2 separate regions of the Homo sapiens genome follow, and region 2 is linked to region 1. Evidence: read pairs that join two places in POLR2A ChIA-PET (ENCODE). Cell type or tissue: HepG2. All regions are shown on one strand. Region 1 overlaps LGR4 (leucine rich repeat containing G protein-coupled receptor 4). Region 2 overlaps LGR4 (leucine rich repeat containing G protein-coupled receptor 4).

Evidence for each region. ChIA-PET counts read pairs that join two places held together with the same protein. Peaks named below come from ENCODE experiments on the same cell type or tissue, not always from the same donor. Only the 100,000 strongest peaks of a DNase experiment are listed, where the experiment ranks them.
Region 2: POLR2A ChIA-PET joins it to region 1 with 6 read pairs; 7 of 35 experiments call an interaction of 5 or more read pairs at or near these places.

What each region holds. Positions count from the first base shown.
Region 1 is chr11:27,369,660-27,377,659 of GRCh38, forward strand. LGR4 (leucine rich repeat containing G protein-coupled receptor 4) reads right to left here. Exons shown (of 18, transcript NM_018490.5): 12 at 7,499-7,564; 13 at 6,640-6,711; 14 at 4,316-4,387; 15 at 3,892-4,017; 16 at 2,624-2,739; 17 at 1,956-2,039. Among named protein-coding and RNA genes, the nearest start is that of CCDC34, 10 kb to the left of the region's middle. In HepG2, no CTCF peak of the experiment used is centred here; DNase peaks (open chromatin) are centred at 4,802 and 5,882; H3K4me3 peaks cover 443 bases.
Region 2 is chr11:27,451,586-27,459,585 of GRCh38, forward strand. The region is part of intron 1 of LGR4 (leucine rich repeat containing G protein-coupled receptor 4); the gene reads right to left. Among named protein-coding and RNA genes, the nearest start is that of LGR4-AS1, 16 kb to the right of the region's middle. In HepG2, no CTCF peak of the experiment used is centred here; DNase peaks (open chromatin) are centred at 4,696 and 5,556.

The sequences.
Region 1 (8,000 bases):
ATGCTGGATATATAGTTAGACTTCAATAAATATTAGCTCCCTTTTCTTCTTCCTTTCTAGCCCCAATATACTTTATAATCATGTATGTATATGTATGTATCTACACATATTTTTTATATATTTTCTTATGACTTTCAAAAGCAACCTGATGAAGCAGGTTAAGACAGTATAATTATCCCCATTTTTCATCCAGAGAAACTGATATTTCAAAGAAACTGACAAAGGCCATTCAGTAAGATAATATAGCTAGGACTACACCTCGGTGATGTTAACTATTCATACAAAGCTATGTACAATAAAATCCTACATAATACAAACTAGCATTGCAAGAACTCATTCAGTCGCTGAACTCCATGTTCCAGTAACTGACTTTGACATGCTAGTTATGACACAAATTACAACTGTTTTACTGAAAAATTAGAAAAGAAAAACAAGATTTTGACTATGAAACACAAGAAAACTATGTATTACAACTGTCTAAAAAACATGTTTTATGAACTTTCATGAAAATGACATATCCAATAAAATGTTTTAAATTGTTAAGATATTCACAGACCTCAAAAGCCAGTTCTGCATCATTTATCAGGCTTCCAAATAATACAAGAAACTCTTATTTTAAATTTCCTTTCTATTCCCCCTTCAGGAAGTGCTAAGAGAAAGCTCGTTATCACCTTTATCTCTGTTATCTAAACTCATCCTTCATGGAAGGAGGGGTAGCTCATCTACCTGAGAGAATAGGATACCTTTTGAGAACCCTTTTATGGGTGAGAAAGGTTACTTTTCCAAAAAAGCCTGGGAAGCAGCCTCCACCGTCCCTGTCTTTGGAAGCCTGCTGCCTCCTCTGGTGCTAACAGAAGGATCCCAGCTCTCCTCCACTTCCTGCTTCTGCAGCAAGCACATCAGTGTCTGTGTGTTACTACAGCTGAGTAGGGGGAGGCAGGCCTGCATTTCATCCCCATGGCAGCCCAAGGAGATGAGCTCAGACCAGCTTTCCTCCTGGCCAATCTCCAAGTTTACATTTGGGGTGGAAGAAATGGAAACGCTGCATGTTGAAGTCCAGCCCCCCCTTTAATAAACCTGTTCCCTTCTCATTGGATCATCAGTTCTTTATGTACATTCTCTGGCACATGAACTCCAGTGAGACAAGTAAGCAAGCTGCACCCCAACCTTTAAAAATTAATATAGACACTAACACACAATAAAATAAATTACATACACTTAGATGATTCTTGCCAACTGCATTCACTTATCTAGTAACTTAGAGCTTATTCTCTACAAAAGAAAGTATTCATAAAATACATACGCAGCCCCTTAAGAAGCTCACAATTCAGCAGCAATCACTAGTGAATCCATAATACTTATAATTCTGAGTCATAAAATTAATGTCCAGATTATCCTGTGATATTATACCAACAAAGGAATCTACTTTGTAGCACACAATTTGACTAAAATATTTAAGCCTTCCTTTTACAGTAAAATTATAAATACATCTTCTCTAGTAGATTAGGCAGACTATGACAATCATGACCAAATATGTGGTATCAGTTTAATAACTTTCCCAAGACTACGAAGTTCAATGAAGTAAATGAGGGGAAATAAGGAAAGGCAAGGCTACATTAAGCACACACATACAATCTGCATAGACTACTAACTTACAGAATTAGTCCCAGAGTTAAAGGAGCATTAAGAAAGTGCCTCTGAAATTCTAACGTGTACAACCTTCACCTGGGGGAGCTTGTTAACATGCAGATTCTGATTCAGTAGGTCTGGGCCTGAGATTCTGCAAAAAATTCCTAAGCTGCTGGCTGGTACGCAAAGCACAAAATCAGAAGGCCTCACAGGATCCTCTAGTACCATCCCTATTACAGAAATCACATCTATACCCAGGACATTTAGATATATTTGCCTAATGTTTGTTTAACATGGGTAACTGTGAAAAAATAGGCCAGGCATACCTGTTGAAGGTGTACAATGGATAATTATTTGACTATGTTCTTCATTTTCAAGAGTGCTTGTGACATTTGCTGCATCAGCAGTACCTGAACATATAACACAAAGCATGTTTAATTAAAACCTTATGCAACTCAAAAGAACCATATTTTCCTGCAATTTTCTCTGTATATAAGTGTGAGTTCTCCTTATAGAAGGTTCAATAACATATTAAAGATGCTGGTAGCATAGTGAATGCCATTGTTTTTTTTGGTTTTGGTTTTTTTTAGAGACAAGGTCTTGCTCTGTTGCCCAGTCTGGAATGCATTGGCACAATCATAGCTCACTGCAACCTTGAACTCCTGGGCTCCGCTCAAAGGATTCTCCCACCTCAGTCTCCCAAGTAGTGGGGAATACAGGCACATGCCACTACACTCAGCTAGTTTTAAAATTTTTTATATAGAGAGAGTCTCACTTTGTTGCCCAGGCTGGTCTCGAACTCTTAGCCTCAAATGACCCTCCCGCCTTGGCCTCCCTAAGTGCTGAGATTACAGGCATGAGCCATCACACCTGGCCAGACAATGCCATTTTTCTCACAGATTTCCTATTGATCATTCACAAAGTAATTATAATAACAGGAACTTTAATCAATGCCTTAAAGGAGTGTTCTATTTTTTGAAACTCATGCACTTGCCTTTCTCCTGTGCCACACTGTGGTCCTGGAGGCTGTTATCTTCTGTGTTTAAATTTGCATAAGAGTCACAACCCCAAAATGCACAGCACTGATAAGCATATGGTACTGATAAAGACCTGGAAAAAAAAGTTGTAAAATCTACACTGAACAGCAACTCCGCAGTTATGGTTTTGTTTTGTAAAAGTATTTTAAACTTTGAAAACCTCAGCCTAGGAGTCAGAAAGATCTGTCATGTGCTTTAGGCTGGTCGTTCATCCTCTCTGGGCCTCAGTTTCCTCATCTGTGAAAACAGCTCTGGTATCAGATGACAACGAGACTTTCTCCCTTTCTATAAGATCTCTCTTAACAGTTGGATGTAAATCAAACTGTTTAAAATTTAACAGCAGTACTGTAATTTAAAGTAATATCTTATGACTCCTTTTATAAATGTATTAACTATGCACAATTTATCATACGAAACTGATAGTTTCACTTAAAATTAATGCCCCAGGTCATTTGTGACTTTATACCATTAAATATATTTACTTGGTTTAAATAAATGTAATGAAAATATTTATTCTCTTCTCCAACAATAATATTCTCTCTCTTTTTTTTAGAGACAGGGTCTTGCCCTGTCACCCAGGCTATAGTGTAATGGCGCAATCACAGCTCAGTGCAGCCTAGAACTCCCAGGCTGAAGTGATCCTCCCATTTCAGCCTCCCAAGTAGCTGGGACTACAGGCACGTGCCACCACATCCAGCTAACTTTTATATTTTTTGTAGAGACAGGGTCTCAGCATGTTGCCCAGGCTGGTCTTGAACTGCTGGTGTCAAGTGATCAGCCCACCTTGGCCTTCCCCAAAGTACTGGGATTACAGGTGCGAGCCACCACGCTCGGCCTCGTAACAATACTCTCTATTATATTTAATGCAGTCCCCCATAACTCTAAAACCTTCATGAAGTATTATAGCATTGTTTTCTGCAGGTTCACATTTACATGGTTTCTGCCATCTTATTGCTAATGAAAAGTCCACTGTATTAAAAAACCATTCTGGTGAATAGCTGTATTATCTCTTTGAGGCCATCAAGGGCTCCAGTTCACATTCTTAAAGACTGTGGAATAATGTTCATATTCTATTTTTCACCAAATTTGCAAAGACTGACGTAGAAAACACCCTTAAATTATAGCCTATCAGAAAATCTGAGAACCAGAGCAAAAAACCAGGACACTCTGTAATTTTGGAGCCTACCATAACTTCAACAAAAAAGAAAAATAAGCAAAAACACACCTGAGGTTAACAAAGTCTTTTGCTGCTAAGGCTTCTTTCAGCTTGAAGTTGCCCACAAGTTTCAGTTGATTTAGCCCATTCAGGCCTTCCGTAGGAAAGGAAGTTAATTCATTGAAACTTACATCTCTAAAATATGAATGAGACTTCAAGTTAATGCCCAATATATAAATCACATAAAAACATCTGTACACGTATTAACATCATAAATATTAGATCCCTAAGATGAAGTTCAAGTGGGGGTGCTAAAATTATAGTTCTAGCATGTATCTTGCCGTTTAAGAAGACTTTTACTATAAATACAGCTTAGCATTTATACAAGGGAATAACTAAACAGAAAAATATTTTGATTCGACAATGTTAAAACAGATGTTTCTATAGCACTAGTTACTACTTTCATGACATTACTGCATAATCATCCACTTACAGGTTAGTTATTGGCCCAAGTGTGGCAAAAGCTCTACTGTGAATTTCATGTATCAGGTTTCTACTCAGATCTCTGCAATTATAAGAGTAACATGTTAATCTTTCAAATAAACACTCAGAATGCCACTTACTTAGACTATACTTTAGAATTAGAGGTAGTAACACAATATCGCTGATAAGATAACAAAGATCTTCAATCTTGGCCAGCAATATTTTTTCATGTTTATGTTGAATGCCTCTCCTTCACAACAATCTATTTCTTGGAATATGTTCTGTACAGCAGTAATTCTAGCTGGCATCTGTTTCAAAACAGGTGTGAATTTTCCCACTTTATCATTCTGATACCAATTCAAACATATAAATGATATGATATAACCTTTGGTACTGCTAACTCAGTGAGGAAAAGCTCAGTTTCTGAAAAAGCTGAAAATAAAAACAGACTTCGTATTGTTTGCCTTCTCAAAGGTTAGTGATAAGGCCCCGAGAGAAGACAAACAATCAATATGCAAACAAGAGCATTCCAGGAGGGCTGCAGATACCCTTCTTTTCCTAAGCACGATATAAAAATTGCATCAACAGTACAGCCAGCTCCGTATTCAGGAACACACCCTGAGAAATTCTGATATTATAGAATTAATAAAACAGAAATAATCTACAAACACACTTACACTGAACCTTAAAGGAAATTTAAACATTGAGTAAATTCATTCTGAGACATATTTCCTAGATAACAAGGAAACTCAACACACTTGGTTCCAAATCACGAAAAGACCAGCTTCTTAGTGTCACTTATCAGTTTCTAAAAGTGATGGCAACTAGGAGCCAGTCTTCTTCCCTATGACTGCCCAGGCTTACACAAAGTTAGTCCACAACTTGAGATGATCCAGCAACCCAACTACCAATTAAATAGTTTCTAGTAGAGTACATGTCATATTTCTTAAAGGGGATATACTAAAAAACTGTATTCAATATATGTAATTTCATTCACTATCAATTTTTCAAACTTTTTCTATAATAGAAAAATGTTGTGCTGGGCAAGGTGGCTCACACCTGTAATCCAAACACTTTGGGAGGCCAAGGTGGGTGGATCACTTGAGCTCAGGTGTTTGAGACAAGCCTGGGCAACATAGGGAGACCCCATCTCTACCAAAAAAAAAAAAAAGAAAAAAATTAGCTGGAGATTGTGGTGTGCACCTGTAGTCCCTCAGCTATTCAGGAGGTTGAGGCAGGAGGATTGTTTGAGCTCAGGCGTTGGAGGATGCAGTGAGCTGTGATTACACCACTGCATTCTAGCCTGAGCGACAAGAGTGAGAGACCCTGTCTCAAAAAAAAAAAAAAAAGAAAAAGAAAAGAAAAATGTTCATTAATTTAGTGTACTATGTTTCTGTGCTAAAGTTCTAGGAAGATAGTGAGTGGCAAGGTTTGTCTCAGTCACCTCTATATTCCCAAGTGCTTATGAGAGTACCTGGAACAAATATGTAGTCAAATACAAATGATTTTTTAAGTAAGTGCTTCTGTGGCTTATGAACTCTATTTGTCATGATAGATACTCCAGTGCAGGGGTCAGCAAACTTCTTCTGTAGAAGGCCAGATAGTAAATATTTTCACCTTTGTGAGTCATATACTCTCCGCTGCAACTACTCAATTCTGCTATAGTGGGGTGAGAGCAGCTTTAGACGGCACTTTAATAATAAAGGCCTGGCAGTGTTCAATTAAACTTAATTGATAAACCAGGAAGCAGGCTGGATGTGGCCCATGGGCTGTAGTCTGCCTACCCTTGCCCTAATGAATTGGCAAACCTCACTATTATAACTTGAAAACAAACAAGCTACATCACTTCAGTTATACACATTACACATTTTTCTACTTGCCAATGTACAATTAGCTAAAGTAAAAAATATTGAAAGATTATTTATAAAGTTGCAAGTCTAAAAATCTTGCAATGTCTAAAATAATATTTTAGGTAAAGTCTAAAAATAATATTTATTGAACACAAATTATATCTTTTTTTTTTTTTTTTGAGACGGAGTTTCACTCTTCTTTTTCAGCCTGGAGTGCAATGGCACAATCTCAGCTCACTGCAATCTCCACCTCCAGGGTTCAAGCGATTCTCCTGCCTCAGCCTCCCGAGTAGCTGGGATTACAGGCATGCACCACTATGCCCGGCTAATTTTTTGTATTTAGTAGAGATGGGGTTTCACCACGTTGTTCAGGCTGAAATTAAAATTATATCTTTAAGTATATCTAGTAACATGGAAATCATAACAACATATTAACATAGTTTGGAAAAAATTTATTGTCTTTAATAATCATAGACAAACTTACAGAATCCTTAGAGATATCAGGCCTTGAAAGGTGCCTTCCTTTATTTGGTAGATTTGATTACGCTGTAAAGAACTAAATAAAAAAAGAAGAAGAAAGAAGACGAAGACAAAGACAAAGAAGAGAACAGGAGGAGGAGGAAAGAGAAAGGGATAGAGAAAAAGAAAAAAGTTACTTTCTATTTTGAAAAATAACATTATAACATTTCTTAGTTGAGTTTTTTCTAAATTTAAATAACTATTCTTATGTAACAGTGATCTTGTTGAAAGAGAATTGCCCTTTTCTCATCTATAAAATGAAAGAGACTAATTGGTATTTCATCCCATATTATACTGGGAATTAACTGGTATGCTATCTAAATTCCCCCATCAACCCCACTCAGGCATAAGAGAAGGAAGATGATGCAGGGAGAAAAGGAACCAAGACAACACAACTATGACAAATACCGTAGGAATAAAGTTACAGGACTACATAGAGTTAAAATGGGAGAATTAATGCCTCCCCCTTCCCATCTCCCAACCAGCTTCCACCAGAGCTGTGCAACACAGGACATGATGGGAACTGGCATTCATGTCTGGTTTCCCTCAATAGCTGGACAAGTTTTTGTCTTCTATTTCTTTTAAATATACACTAACTTCCAACTCCCCCCCGCATAGCGTTTCATGGGATGCCTGATAGCTAAGTGCCTAATACATGCTGGTTGCATGAACACATCTGGTTCAATTTGACATGTTATTTATGGGAACATCTGATTACAGGAATTTCTAATTTCTTACTATTAAAGCCATCTATTAAAAATACGAAATGCTCAACAAACTAACAATACACCACAACAAAAGGAATAAGTCAAAGACCAACTCACATTTCTTCCAGAGCATGGCAACCATTAAAACTTGGAAGGTCTCTTATATTATTGTAAGACAAGTCCCTTAAAACAATGGAAATTAACAAATTAATGCTATGTTATCAGAGTATTATATTAAAAGAGTGGTACTCAGAAGCGTTGAAAGCAGAGCTAAGATAAGTAATAAAGAGATATGCCTGAATAAGAAAAACAAGTCTTTTTTCCTAAGACTTGTCAGCTTCTCAAATACCTCAGTGATACAATAAGCCTAAGATTGATAAAGTTCAAGAATATATTGTTGAGCATAGACACTAATATATGTAAAAATACATTTCTATAAAGTATATATATAAAGTACATAACATAAATATATAAAATTAAATAGGCAAATATAGAAAAATATACAAAATATATAAAATTTAAGTGGTAAAGCTACATTTTTTTAAATTTGTATTTATACGGTTTAAAAATTTGTATTTTTTCAATATTGTTTATCCCATAAATAACTTATATGTTCTTT
Region 2 (8,000 bases), 82 kb after region 1:
AATTAAGGTTGTGGGTAATCTAGACTATTGTTGCTTAAATACCACAAAAATTAGTCCCTAAAACTTCATTCATTCATCCCCTGTTTAGATAAATGTGTGTGCTTTTAGTGGGAGGCAAGAAATTGGTTAATCCAGTAATTAAGGCAAATATACTGAATCATCAGAAGTAAAACACCATTCAGCTACTAATTCACAGGCAGAGATCCAAGGTCATTCCTCATACTAAGACTGTACCAAGCACTCAGTAATAAAATACTTTCATAATAGGAGAGCCATGTCCATTCCATTCAAAAATATGATTCAAACCATTTAAATTATAAACCTAATGCATAATTTGCATATTGTACTTTCTCTGCTTTAGAACATAAAAGAGAATTCACATACACACATACATAGCTGGGGGGAATGTGGGCATGAAGCTGGGGGAAAAAATGGACACCCACGTAATCTTCCAACAATTGCTCAATAGCAAATTAAAACTGGTTATGCTCTCAGGGAGCAAAATAATGTTGATGTGAAAGTTAAAAGATCTAGATTGAGACTCTGGCTCTGCAACCTCAGGCTGTCATCTTACCTCAGAGACTCAGTTTCCTCATCTTCTTTAAGGGGTAAGGCCATGGCTAAGACTTCTCAGGACTCTCAACAGATCTGGTATGTTTGTTGTTGTTATTTTAAAAAATGGTTTAAGACTCACTAGAAGTTGCAAAACTAGTGCAGACAGTTCCTGCATACCCTTCACCCAGCTTTTCCCAATGGCAACATCTTACATAACCATAATATATCAGCTAAACCGGGAAATTTACTTTGATGCAACACTATTTACTAAAGCTACAGACCCTACTCAGATGGATTCATGTAACTACCACTACAATCATGGTAAGGAACTGCTCCACCACTGCAAAGAAATGCCCTCCTGCGACACTTTTCTGTCGCATCATTTTCCTATCTCCAACCCTAGCAACCACTGGTCTGTTCGCCAACACTATAATTTTGTCATTTATAGTAAACCTGGAATCATACAGTATACAACTTTTTGAGTTTTTTTTTTTTTTTTTTTTTTGAGACAGAGTCTCTGTCGCCCCGGCTGGAGTGCAGTGGCGCGATCTCGGCTCACTGCAAGCTCCGCCTCCCGGGTTCACACCATTCTCCTGCCTCAGCCTCCCGAGTAGCTGGGACTACAGGTGCCCGCCACCACGTCCGGCTAATTTTTTTTTTTTTTTTGTATTTTTAGTAGAGACGGTGTTTCACTGTTGAACTTGGTTTTAATCACTCAGCCTTAATACCGTTGAAAACTATCCATAGTCATGTGTATCAATAGTTTGTATACTTCTGTGTAATAGCCTGTTGTATTGACATACCAATTTATTCTGCCACATTGACTTCAAACCTTTTTATGTTTTTTCTTTTATCTTTTATTTTCTTTTTTAATGTTCCTACATGCACAGTGACTTTTATGTTTAATTAAGTTGTCACTATGGGGTAGGGAGAAACCTTTTTTTTTGAGACAGGGTCTAGCTCTGTCGCCCAGGCTGGAGTGCAGTGGTGCGATCTCAGCTCACCACAACCTCCACCTCCCAGGTTCAAGCAAATCTCCTGCCTCAGCCTCCCGAGTAGCTGGGATTACAGGCGCCTGCCACCATGCCCAGCTAATTTTTGTACTTTTAGTAAAGACAGGGTTTCACTGTGTTGGCCAGGCTGGTCTCGAACTCCCAACCTCATGATGTGCCCACCTCGGCCTCCCAAAGTGCTGGGATTACAGGCGTGAGCCACCACGCCCGGCCAAGAGGAACTTTTTAAATTTTGTTTTGCCATTGCTTAAGATGGATTCATATTCCTATAGATATTGACTAATTATCTTAATATCTAAATTTCATTCCAGCCTTCCCTGGCTACCCTACTTTAACAGCAAACCACCTTCATCTTGCTTTATTTTCCTTGATGGTATGTAACATTACCTGACCTTTTATATTCATTGTGCTTATTTACTGTCTACCACTAATCCCCCACCCCCCTGCCAGGTAAGTTATAGGAATGCAAGGATGGCATCAGATACTGTTCAATTCTGTGTCCCCAGCACCAAAAACAGTCCCTAACACATCAGACACTTAATAAACAAATGTTGAACAAATTAATTTTTAAAGTTCTGACTTATTATCTCAGTAAGTAATTATTATTTTAAAGTTGAAAGAGTACTGATTCTGTAAACCAAAAATAAAATTCTAAGGGCCCCAGCCTTCTGAATGGAACCCTCCTCTTGGCCAAAGGCATTCCAAAGTTAACCTGAAAAACTAGTTCAGACCATGATGGGAAGGGGAAGTTGGACATGCCTCATTATATCCTACACCCTTTTGGAATTTAGTAAGAGCCAACCAGCATTAGCATCAACACAGACCTGAAGACTTATAAGAAACATTTATAATACAATCTATTCTCTTTGAAGCCTGCTACCTGGAGGCTTCATCTGCATGATAAAACTTTGGTCTCCACAATCCCTTATCATTGGAACTCGGACATTCCTTTCTATTTATTCCAGGCTTTTAGATAAAAACTAAACTCTTTCAGCCAATTGCCAATCCGAAAATTTTTAAATCTACCTATAACCTGGAAGCTCCCTGGCTTCAACTTGTCCCTCCTTTCCAGATCAAACCCATGTCATCTCACAGGTATTGATTGATATATTATGTCTCCCTAAAAAGTATAAAAGTAAGCTGTACTCCAACCACGTCTTCAAGACTGTCTGTGGCTGTGTCACAGGCAAGTCCTTAGCCTTGGCAAAATAAACTTTCTAAATTGATTGAGATCTGTCACAGATACTTTTGGGTTGACAATTCCATGAACCATTATACAAATATTTGTAGCTCTCAAAGAATAGTTTGAATAAATAAAATTATTGGCCGGGCACAGTGGCTCATGCCTGTAATCCCAGCACTTTGGGAGGCCAAGGCAGATAGATTGCCTGAGGTCAGGAGTTCGAGACCAGTCTGGCCAAGATGGTGAAACCCTGTCTCTACTAAAAATACTAAAACTTAGCCAGATGTGGTGGCATGCACCTGTAATCCCAGCTACATCAGGGGCTGAGGCAGGGGAATTGCTTGAACCAGGGCGGTGGTGGTTGCAGTGAGCCGAGATCATGCCACCTGCTCTCTAGCCTGGAAGACAGAGCAAGACTCTGTCTCAAAAAAAAAAAAAAAAGCAAAATTATTTGCATTAAACATTTTTATTCACCTCCACAAATTATCTCCTACAATTTCAACAAAGTACTGAGCCCATGGAAAACTGGGAAGACAAGGAAGAAGCACAGGAAATTTTATCTTGTCATCCAACAGACACAAGCCACAGCAACACAAGTCAAAAGTCTTACTAAATGTTAATATTAAATTAAATGTTAAAGATTAACACAGTCAAAGAAAGGACCATCTCTTCTGATAATGCTCTTCCACTTGCCTTCTCTGTCTGTCTTTCTTTCTTTTTTCCAGGTCTCACTTTGTCACCCATGCTGGAGTGCAGTGGCACCATCATAGTTCCCTGCAGCCTCAAATTCCTGGTCTCTAAGTGATCCTCCTGTCTCAGCCTTCTGAGTAGCTGAGACTACAAGTGTGTGCCACCACGCCAGGCTAATTTATTTTTTGTACAGATGGGGTGTTTCATTTTTAACATACCCTGGAGCACTATAAATGATTCTGGTCAAGTCATACAACTAAATGTAACTGGATTTCTCCCCCATTAAATGGGGAATTTGAGCCAGATCAACTGCCAGCTCTTAATAGAGAAGTACACAAAGAAGGGAGGAAAAGTCTAAAAAAAAACAACAACAAGAATTTGGTGTTATGATTTATGTGACTGAAAAGTTTAACAAATAATAACTACCATGTCTATAAACAGGTTAATATAATATACACCATTGGGAGAAACTGACTTTTTGCTTTCCCCATGGAACGACATAGCCTTTTTGATGGGTGGGCCATAATAAACAAGAGTTTTAGATCCACTGCATTAGATGACCTTTAAGATCCTTTCCAAATCTACATTCTAAGGAGCTGAGAACACTTCAAGCACAGAACAAAACAAAACCTCTCCAGAATTAATTCCCCATCTACATAATGAGAAGTTTCCGATACCTAAGACATGTACAATGGATGAACGCCTACATTTAGGAAGAGCACTGAAAGATACTGTTATACAGCCCACTCAACCAAATAACCCTAGTCTATAAAAGCAAGATCCAACACCCTACCTGCAAAACCTCTCATTACTAGTGGTAATAAGTCCTCACTTGCCATGGTTTCTCCATCTCTAAAATGGGGAGAATAATAGCATTGCTTTGGAGGCCTATTGGGAGGATTAAATAGATAACACGTGTTACGCACTTCATTTAGTGCCTGGCATTCAATAACATTATTATGAGCATCTAAGTTAATAACAAGAGGATGGTGATGATATTATCTGAATGGCAGGACAGACCAGAGAGCTCTTCATGACTAAGAATGCAACATAAGTGAAATGAGAAAGCAAAATGCTTCCAGGGGAAGAAGACAACCTTTAGAATCACCAAGCAAATGACTGTTTAGCATGAGGCTGGCTATCACCAGTACATTCAAAATTAAAACTGTGGCCACAGATTCAATCATGAATAATAGCCCTGCTGCTAAAGGAAAGAGCACACAGATCCAAATGGGAACCCATCAAGTCTGTAAAACATTAACAGCTTAATAAACATCAGCTCACACCATCAACACACAGTGTTCGAGTCAACTAAAGAGTACCAACTAAATTAATACCAAGTTGACTAAATGAAATGCCTTGGGGGAGAAAAAGGCTCATGGGTGATTCACTTTTATGCTGACTTCCCTATAAAAACATCTTCAACAGGAGAGGCAGGAAATTCCAGTGAGTGAAAGGGGGCAGCTATATGGAAACCATCATACTGCACATTTTGCTTTTTAATCTACTGCAAAGTTTTGGTTTAAAGGAGCACATTCAGAAATTTGCTCCTTTAGAAACAGAAAAGTGAGTCTGCTAACAGATCTGATCCTCATATACCATGTAAGTGAAGTCCACGGAAGAAAGAAAAAGCCAGTCAAAAAGCATATGACTGATACTTTCCAGACACACACAAAAAAACACTATTAACATGGGAAATGATGTGAAAGCTTTTAAACAAGTATGTATAAAAAGCAAAAAGACCAAGTTAGAGATACTTTTTAAAAGTTCTGCTATGAATAACAGACAACTTCATTTTACACAACAGATTTTGAATCTATTGTGTAGATTTTTGACTCTAAATCAAGTCATAGTCTCCCAGTGTATGCAGACATATAGATGTATGTGTGCTTTTTGGGTACACATTTTTTTCTGTTCTGATTTTTTTTTCCTGTAATAACCTGTAGCTTCTCACCATTTTGTTTCTCATTTCACCTGTTCCTCTTCTGATAAATTGTCAAATATCTAAGCAAACTACAGGGATGAGCAAACTTAAATATGGAACACCTGAGCTTCACAAACTACCACCCACTAACTGTGGGATATTTGAACAAGTTACCTAATCCTTTTAAATCCCAGTTTGCTCAGTGATAAAATGGGAATCCTGCCATGGACCAAGATGGTTACTGTGGAAATTCTAGTTAGCACATGTAAAATGCATAATGTATAGGTAGGCCCAGCAATTCTTCACTAAATATCCATTTTTTAAAAAAATCAGACATTCCAAATATGAATACATTAATAATTCAAACTTTTTTCACTGTAAGCAAAATGCTTCACATTAGGGTAATTTCTACAGGAGTCTCTGGCGGGGATTACAGCAACTGCTAGGTATCATAAAGGGAGCTAAGAATTCTTCTCTTTTAAAAGCAGACATTCTCAGCATAGAGGAGTTTAAAGAACTTAAAGAAAGCAGACATTTAAACAAAATCAGTTTTTAACAGCTTTTGCTAATACTACATACCATGCTAACAATATATTGTGACTATAAGTAATTGGTGATAACAAACCTCACCACAGTCTAAGACATTAAAATTGAGACCAACATTTTCTTATAAACATACATTTACCATATGACCCAGGATCTCACTCTAGGTATTTATGCAAGTGAAATAAATACCTATGTTCATACAAAAACTCTGTGTGAATATTTATGGTGGCTTTATTTATAATAGCCAAAAAGCTAGAAATAGGGCAAATGTCCCTTGACTGGTGAATGGAGAAACAAATTATAGTATACGTACACAATGGAACACTCCTTAGCAATGAAAATGAGTACTGGCCAGGCACAGTGGCTCACACCTGTAACCCCAGCACTTTGGGAGCCAGGGCAGGAGGATCATTTGAGGCCAGAAGTTCAAGACTAGCCTGGGAAACACAGCAAGACCCCATCTCTGCAAAAATTAAAAAAAAAATTAGCCAGGCATGGTGGCACATGCCTGTAGTCCCATCTATTTGGAGGGCTAAGGTAGGAGGACTGCTTGAGCCCAGGAGTTAGAGGCTGCAGTGAACTGTGATCATGCCACTGTGGTCCGGCTTGGGCAACAAAGCAAGTCCCCATCTCAAAAAGAAAAAGAAAAGAAAGTGAGTATTACATATTAATATACGCAACATGTTAGAATCTCAAATGCAGTATGGTGAGAAAAATAGGCCAGACGCAAAAGGTTACATTGTTTTATTACATTTATATGGCATCCTAATAAAGGCAAAACTACATAAAGTGAGGAAACCAAGGTAGAAAATAGTTCAGCAGTTGTCAGAGGTTGGAGGTGAAGAGAGGAGATAACTACAGAGAGGCATGGAAATTCATCAAGTGAAGAAATGCTCTATATCTTCACAGTGATGGTGGTCACATGACTGTATACATTGTGAAACTCATAGAACTGAACATTAAAAAGGATGACTTTTAAAATTGAGGAGCTTGGGGGAGTTTTCTCTATAAATTCATAGTTTTTTTGTTTTCTTAATTTTTTTAAGTATTTTTTTTTTTGAGATGGAATTTCGCTCTTTTCACCCAGGCTGGAATGCAATGGCACGATCTCAGCTTACTACAACCTTTGCCTCCCGGGTTCAAGCAATTCTACTCTCTCAGCCTCCCGAGTAGCTAGGATTACAGCCACCCACCACCATGCCCAGCTAATTTTTGTATTTTTAGTAGAGACGGGGTTTCACCATGTTGGCCAGGCTGGTCTCGAACTCCTGACCTCAGGTGATCCGCCCACCTTGGCCTCCCAAAGTGCTGGGACTACAGGCATGAGTTACCATGCCGGGCCTTGAATTCACAGTTTTGAAAGTCAGGGAAGCAGTCAAAGTAAGGAAGATGGAACATCTAAGATTAAACCATTTATTTTAGGATAAAAATATGGAGGCAATAAATAAAAAGGGAACCACAAATAGATTCATTTATGAAGAACCATAAAACAGAAACTTTTAAAAATTTAACCTTAAATGAGCCAATAAATTTAAAGGAAATCTATTATAATCAAGAACTACAAAAGGAATCAGTTTTATGAGAAAATGTGAAAGGCAATAATTTCTTTTAGCATGTTGTTATTCAGCTTATGTTCAGTAATGATACCAAGAACCATCAGAAATAACTTCTAGAAGAGATGTCTATATAAATTTAAATATGTGGCTATATCTGAGATAAAATAATCAACAGGAGCTTGCTTCCTTTTAGATAAATCATCAACTTCTGTCTGTCAAAACCAGTCTACATGTCTGAAAAACAATGAAACTAGAAACTCAGGCTCGAGTAACTTGAGGGTTGGGAAGGACCCTGATGAAATGGATGTCATTACTTCCTCTGCCAACGTCATAAATCTTCTTATCCTTGGATGTCACAGCGGGGGGTTTTTCCTCCTTCTGGAATTCTGGAATGCCACCTCAGCCAGGATGGTGTGAAGGGCAAATTCTTTTTTTTTTTTTTGAGACAGAGTCTTGCTCCGTCACCCAGGCTAGAGTGCAGTGGTGCGATCTCGGTTCACTGCAACCTCCACCTCCTGGGTTCAAGTGATTCT